3 separate regions of the Mus musculus genome follow, and all the other regions are linked to region 2. Evidence: chromatin loops called from intact Hi-C (ENCODE). Cell type or tissue: heart. All regions are shown on one strand. Region 1 overlaps Slfn3 (schlafen 3). Region 2 holds the start of Slfn2 (schlafen 2). Region 3 overlaps Gm51911 (a long non-coding RNA gene).

Region 1 (2,500 bases), 130 kb before region 2:
TCTCTACATGGCTACTTAACTGGTAGTTTTAAAACAACTCTCTACCTCGTGATCCATAGGCTTTCCTTTCCCTTCCCTTCTTCATTCTCTTGTCCTGCCACTAGTAGCCACTTGCTCTGCTCCAGGCTCGCTGTGGGAAAAGCAAGTCTAAATCCTCCCTCCCCCTGGTGCTTCTGTCCCTGCCCAGCTGTCCAGCTTTCATGACAGGGGCACAAGCTCTACTGCCACTGTGGGGAAAAGCATTTTTAGCCCTGCCCAGGTAGATTATATTGGTGCTGCATACACAGCCCTGTGCCTCAACTGCAGCTGTTGCTGCTGCCATCTCATGGGAAGGCAATGGCAGCAGGAAGGTGGGGGGGGGGGGGGGGACGACGTCTCCCTCAGGAGTGCTTGCCATCTGGCCTATTGTGGCTCCTCCTGGTCTTTGGGCTTCAGGATGAGCATCTTCTGCCCTGGCCACAGCATGGGCCCGCCTGGTGCACACAAGTGTGCACCTATCTCCCTCTCTGAGCTGGCCCTGGTTGGAAATGGAACAAGTCAAATCTCCCGTGGTGATCAGGAGTGGGATTGAGCCTGTGAACAGCCTTCTACTCTCATTACATTATTTCCTACAATGCCAATCCCTAGAGCCAATCCCTACAGCCTCTCCCGAGCTCCTATGTCTGATGCTCTCCATTTCATTCTCAGTTTTTTCCCCGGGGAATCAGCACCTGTTGCCCAGACTTTGCAGCCTAGAGCTGGGGCTACTCGGTTCTCCTATGTGTCTTGTCTGTTTCCATGGACTTAGCGCCCACCAGATCATTTCGTGGTGCTGGCCTGAAGTTGCCCAAACACACTTGCTTTCTGTCCCCATGCCACGACCTCAAGCCATTGCTGGCAGCTCTCTGATTTCTTTCTGTTCTGGTCCACATCGACACTAAGCCAAGTGCACACTAGATACAACTGCCATTTGTCTCTTTGTTTGTGCATCTCTTCATGTGTTTTTATCTACTGATACAACCTGCCAAAGTCACTTAAGATAAGGTTTTTGTTCTATCCTGCCTTGGTAAATAATGATTTTTAAACAATATGAGGTTAAAGATCACTGCCTTTTATAAATATATGTTTACCATTATTTTTAACTGCTGTTTAGTTATAGCATACTCTATTTGCTAGTACATTGTCAAACAAGTAATTAAGCAAGCACAGGTTGTCTAACTGAGATATGTTCAATAGATACTGCTGTCAGTCTTGTCAGAAGTCTGCTAAATGTATTAATATTTAAACTTATGACAGACAGAGACTCCCAAAACCTGATAGTTATCCCCTAAGTTCTCCAAGAAAAAAAAAAAAGGACACAACAAGAAGAGTCCTTCCTGGATTGTGGTATGATAACCCCTGAGAAACATAACCATTGTTTTGCCTGATGCCAGGGCATGGTCTACACTGTGGACAAACAGGATACCCTGAGAATTAAATACCTCATATTGCCTAAGCCAAGGTGGGTCATTTCTCATTTCACACATATCTAACTACACAGAAAAAAAGGTTTTTGTGTTCTGGGCTTGAAAGCCAAACTGACTCTGCCCAAGTTGCCATGGAGACCTCAAGGACCTGGAAGCTGTTTATGTAGTGGACCATATATGAAAATCTGTCATTTTAATTAATACATGACTCCTAGATTATACTTTATTTTCAGATTTCTGACTCTATTGACAGCTAAGGTAACTGTAGCTTGACAGCTAGAAAACAGACCTAGCTCCTTACCCTAAGGTAATCTACCACTGTATTAGCTCATTAGTACATTATTTAACTAGGTAAGACTGCCAGATTCTTACAGACTTTACGATAAACGATCACAAGTTCAGATGTAAGCTTTCACACATATAACCTGTTCCTTTCTTACCTAAGCTCAGTTTCCAGTGAGTAAACGCTTCATGTTTCCTCTTTTTGCTATGCCACCGTTCTAACACTGTTCGGTAGAGTTCTTATACATTTGCTTAACCCTAATCAAACATCCCACAATATGAAATATTATGTTCTCTTTAATTGTCTTTTTACTAAATTTAAAGGATTTCTCGGTGATGAATCTACATTATCATGCTCAAATATAAGTTTCCCTTGGTTGCCTTTTAACTATAGACTTAAGGTGTTTCTCTTGCTAAACTATATGATCCACCTGTATAAACACAAGCTCAAATGTAAGTTTCCTTTGATTTCTTTTTAACTTTAGACTTAGGGTATTTCTCCAGCTCAACTATATAATCAACTATGTTTACAAGGTCATGGTTTAAATTTCCTTTGTCTCTCAGATGTAAACTGAACATTGGTTCTCATTTTGCTAAATTTATATATATTAAGTTTCCTAGACAGAAGGAAAAACCCCTTCTTCCTCCTTCTGCTCTCTAAATGTTTTGTCTTCCCTAAGCTCTTCTTAAAGGCTCTTCCTGTTGGTAACAAATCTGTCTCTTTTGTAAACTTATAAGCTACAGGAAATCCACTCAGATCTTCCTCTCATGGA
Region 2 (2,500 bases):
GTACCCATGTCAGCAGTCTTGGTAAAGCAGGCTAGTGTCACCTGAGAAAGACCCTCTGTCTGCAACAAGTCCTGGCCAGCAGATGTCTTCGCCGGTGGGCTTTGGCACTTGGAAGAGTTCTAACTGCAGCCCTGGTTGTGTGTTCACCTCTAAGCCCATGTGAGTTCTTTGTTCCTTGCTGCATTAAAGCATTGCACAGACTGGTGGAAGACTGGAAATCCCAGAACTGTCACCCTCCAGGAAGTGAAAGCCCTGCCTCCACTTTTCTATTGGGCAGACTGTAACACAAGCTCACAGTTGACTAGTCAGATTTCTATCTGCCTCAGGCATTCCCAAGCAGCAAAGTCCATTTGCTCAAAAGAGCAGGTGCCCTTGTTAACGCCTTTAGAGTCCCTCCAGTCCCGGGTTTAAGATGGGCACAGCAGGATCCTCTCTGCCAGCAGATTCCTTCTCTCTATGGGATTCCCAGGGCTACCCTAAAGCAGTACACCTCTTTTGCTACTTTGTTACAGTAACACCTCCCTAACCAGCCTTAAGAAACTGATTGGGGAGGGGGGGTGGGGTGGGAGAGGGGGCTTGAGGGAAGGGAAAGGGAGTTGGGGGTGGATGGGAGAGGGAGTTGGGGGAGGAAGGAAGGACCGGGGCCAGGACCAGGAAAGGGGATAACATTTGAAATGTAAATAAAGAAAATATCCAATAAAATAAATATTAAAAAAGAAAAGATAAGAAAAGAAAAGAAATAGGGCTGGAGAGATGGTTCAGTGGATAAGAGCACTGACTGCCCTTCCAGAGGTCCAGAACTCCACTGTCCCTCCAGCCTAAGGGTCCAGAACAGGGCTCTTTCTTCCCTGTGGGCTGTTTCATTGCCTGTCACCACCAGACCAGCTCTGAGGAAACTGACTCAGAGACCTTTAGAATCTCTTTCTTAATCTCTAATTTAAGAAATAAAGTACAGGAGGTTTCTGGAGTTCTCGTGGGTTGATGGAAACATGCAAAAACGTAAAGGAGAATATTTGCATCAGTAATGAAGAAGACCAAAAATGAAGAAAGACAAAATTTTCCTTCTGTACTTGTCAGGAGGTGAAAGAAGAAGTTGCTAGGGGGAGTCCAATGAGTCACCCTCCTCCAGTATCCCAAGCACAACCTCTTGCTCAGAACTGTACCCTCCCGTTCCTAAGGAATGTCACAAGACTAGCCAGAGACCAGGGCAAGCCAACAACCAGGGCTTTGAGGGACATGAGGAAGAAAAGAACAGGGGTAGGGAAAGTGGGGGAGCCAGGGAGGAGCAGCATCTGGACAGAGGCAGCTGCTGGGTGGAGAAAGTCCAGTGCCCATGCTCTGTGTGCCTGAAGTCTTCTCTTCTTTCTCTCCCCTCTTCACTCTCCTCCCTCCTCCCTCCTCCTCCTCCTCCTCCTCCTCCTCCGAGCTCCTCCTCCGAGCTCCTCCTCCGAGCTCCAGTTCAGTTCCAAAGTCAGTGAGAAGGAATTCAACTCCAAAGGTCTGGGATTAGAACTGCAGCAAACTCTGGGGACTTCTCCATCAAGGACAAAGTGCAGTGCCCAGGCTTAAGGAAGGAGGCAGCCAGGAGAGCATTTATAAGGAGACAGCTCTCCGAGTCCAGCCACCTCGGGGACAAGTTCTCCATCGGCTGGCAGGGTCCAGCTGAGTCTATGTTCCCAGGAACTAGCTCCTTTGTTGCCTTCTCATCTTGAGTTACAGGTCAAATATCCAGGGTAAGGCCTGACCACCAGGGCTTGGAGTCAAAGACCTTCAAGCCAGGTGGCCCAGATAAGGCCTAATCACCAATTTATCACCAATACTTTCTCCTGTCCTATGACTGACAACTGCCCCACCTACCAACCCCCACCCCCACCCCGCCCTGCCTAAGTCAGAGCAAAAGAGCAATGGAGACACCATTGCCCAACCCCTTGTGTCAAAATGTGATTGTACAACGCTAGGAGCCACCAACCTCCACCTCTCTCTGTGGTCTCATACTTTATAAATATGTGATGCAATTTCCCTTCAGGAACAGTCAGCTCCCGACCTCAGTGACCATCCCGTTGTTCCTGACTGGTCAGTTTTTGCTGCCTAATTGGTGATCAGAGGTCATCTCCAAGCTCAGAGTTATGAGGTAACCACATTTATAAGCCATCCAGGAATGTCTGCACTGGATGAAGAGGCAGATGGAGACGGGGAGAAGAAAGGACATATTATTTAACCAGAGATGAAGTGACAGAAATACAACTGTCAGGTTACACTGCTTCAAAAGTAAAGTTCTCTGTGAAGAATCGAATCTGAATCTCCATGGATCCACCTTTAGAGTCCCCAGAAATCCAAAGGAAGTCTAAAAAGCTTGTGAGGAGAGTGGGTTTGGACCCTGGGACAGGGGACTGAGGTACATTTTTTTACATATCAAAGCAGACCTGGCCCCCATGTCCTCCCAGCATCCCTCAGTCCCTACCTGGCATACCCTGCCCCCATTTTTGCTCTCCTCCTCCTC
Region 3 (2,500 bases), 51 kb before region 2:
TTTGTGCCCTCTCTTTTGATAATTTTGGTAATATAAGTTTCCCTGGCTCAGTGCATTTTAGATCCAAAAAGCCAGCTATGAGAAGAAAGACAAGGCTGTAGAGTTGAGAGGAGAGAAAATGAAGGGAGTGAGCAGAAAGGACAAGCCTGGGAAAAGTGATAGGAGCGAGGAGGCAAGGGAGCAGCAGAGGTCCCTCAGAAACCCAGCTGTGGGTGCCTCTCCACCATCAGCCTCAGGCAGGTGTGGAGACTGGGGGTGACTCCAGCACCCTTACTCAAGACACCCCAGTTCAAGGGAAATGGATCAGTAACAAGATGCCCTACTTCCTACCCCACCTTAACACCTATAAGTATGAATGTTAATTTGTTGCAGTTGGGTTTGGATCTTTTGTGACATACTGTTGTTAGGACAATGCCACATTCATTCTGTTATCTTCTGGACTTTCCCGCCACTCTTATGTTCCTGAGCTTCTGGGACCTCAGAAGGAAATGGTGCCTAAGACCTCGAACCTAAACTTGATCTGCCAACACAAACTTGTATCCAGTGCCCTTGCACACCTATTGGACATCATTGCAAGTTTTGGACCTTACAACACTTGACTCATCAGAATTTCTCATTTTCTAGAATCCTTGAAGTTTCAGTAGAATCTCAGATGTTGCAAAATATATACTGGTATGAATGCTTTACTTATGTGGTATATGCATACTCATACATGCATAGTGAAATGCCATTCAGATGTAAAGAAAAGTGAAATCATGTCCTTTCCAGGAATGAAAACAGAAGTGAAGAGGAAACACTCACTGTGCTGAAGAAAATGACCTGGAAATGCAAATATGCCTAGCATCTCACCTCTATGGAATTTCACACTGTTGCTTGAAGAAGGTATCTAAAGGGAGGAGGAAAAAGAAATGAGAGAAGCTGGAGTAGCCACAAATGACAAATATTGCATGTTTCTCTAATTTGCAAAATCCAGATCTGTATATACACGTATATTCATGGACACCAGAGGGCGACTGTGGGATGAGTAAGGTAACCATCAGAAGAGAAGAGGAAGAAGAGGGGAGGAAAAAGGGGAGGTGACTGTCAGTACAATGGCATTGTGTGGGAAGCTGTAACCAGTACACTATTTTATGTGTTGGCTAAAAACAATTTAAACACAAGCAAACATGAATATTCCAGATCCTCCAGTTCTGTCTACTCAACAGCAGGAGCTGTGTATCAGATGCCAGAAGGATCACCTCTTCATCTTAGAAAGCATTGGTCAGAGAAGACAACAGCGCTATCCCGGAGATCCTTGAGAGGAGGGGGAGTGGGTGATTGACTGGCAAACTTTGGGGGTGATTGTACACCCAAAATGAGTTGGTTATGATGATTATGCTCTTTCATGCCACTAAAGGCTTGTTGGGAACCTGCTGAGCCACTGAGGTCATCAGACATCTCTGTGGACATCGGGCATCTTGACAGTAGCAGCAGCAGCATCTAGCTCCATAGGCAGCATTCCAGTTATGCAGATTAAGGTGTGGTGCTTGATCTTATAAGTTCAAGATCTGAGTATCCAGGGCCAGACTGGAGAATCCTGTGAGGCCCTTGAATAACATCACCACAGGGAGTATTCCTTACTGGAGAGTGATACAGGTCTGAAGGTTAGAAGGAAAACCAAGTGACCTCCTAGAAGTCACCAGAGTGAAATCGTGAACATTATTGCACAAATGGGCCAGCATAGAGGAGTATTCATATATAAACCTTAAACTTGGGTTGAAACATCTAGGAGACCATGGAGGGAAGCCAGCCCTGCACCGCCAGGTAGAGCAGCATACTTTGGCTCTGGAAATCCTGAGGAAGGGCACTGACCAGAATGTTCCAGGCTAAGTCATCAGCATTCCATTCCCATCTTGCATCTTGTATGGGTGCCCTGAGTAGCCACCTGAATGGTACCGCTCATGAAGACTCATGACAGGATACTCAGAACTCTGTTCCTTGTGGCTATCATTGGCATCTTCCATAAGCCCTAGGAGGCTCATTTTAGCTAAGTGATCTGGTTCTTCTCATTGTCAGGATGATACTGAGGCAGCAGGCCACCGTCCAAACATCACAGTGTGATTTTACTGAGAGTTAGCAACATATCTACTCTAAGGCTTTGTACTACAAGTAGCCAAGTGAGGCTTACATGTAGAATAATCATCTTTTCCCAGATGCAACGAAGGTAGTGTTTTGGTTTTTTGTTTGCTTGTTTGCTTGTTTGTTTTTACCTACAAGAAGTTTTCAACACTATTGCAGAGCATTTTTATGAAGCCTGATTTTTCTTAACAGGCAAATCTTAAACAGTCCCTCAATACAAACCAACAATCTGGAACACACTGAAGGAAATTCTAGACCATGTCTTGAAGAAAGTCACACACATATACACAAATCACACACAAACAAACAAACACACATAAATAAATGCATTTAATAAATGAAAACCTTCAGAGATTTTATTTATTTATTAGTTCTAGAGGCT

The links. A loop is a pair of places that touch in the nucleus more often than their neighbours do. Peaks named below come from ENCODE experiments on the same cell type or tissue, not always from the same donor. Only the 100,000 strongest peaks of a DNase experiment are listed, where the experiment ranks them.
Region 1: it touches region 2 in a loop (4-fold over the local background); 3 of 42 quality-filtered maps call a loop at or near these places.
Region 3: a loop joins it to region 2, with 2.1 times the contacts of the local background. A loop is called at or near these places in 6 of 42 quality-filtered maps.

What each region holds. Positions count from the first base shown.
Region 1 is chr11:83,196,022-83,198,521 of GRCm38, reverse strand. All of the region lies in intron 1 of Slfn3 (schlafen 3), which reads right to left. Among named protein-coding and RNA genes, the nearest start is that of Slfn3, 5.9 kb to the right of the region's middle. In heart, no CTCF peak of the experiment used is centred here; no DNase peak of the experiment used is centred here.
Region 2 is chr11:83,062,802-83,065,301 of GRCm38, reverse strand. It overlaps Slfn2 (schlafen 2), which reads right to left and starts at 190. Exons shown (of 2, transcript NM_011408.1): 1 at 1-190. The coding sequence starts at 8. In heart, no CTCF peak of the experiment used is centred here; DNase peaks (open chromatin) are centred at 291 and 1,221.
Region 3 is chr11:83,113,884-83,116,383 of GRCm38, reverse strand. It overlaps Gm51911 (a long non-coding RNA gene), which reads left to right. Exons shown (of 3, transcript XR_003949745.1): 3 at 1-1,657. Among named protein-coding and RNA genes, the nearest start is that of Slfn1, 1.7 kb to the left of the region's middle. In heart, a CTCF peak has its summit at 998 (motif pointing right); no DNase peak of the experiment used is centred here.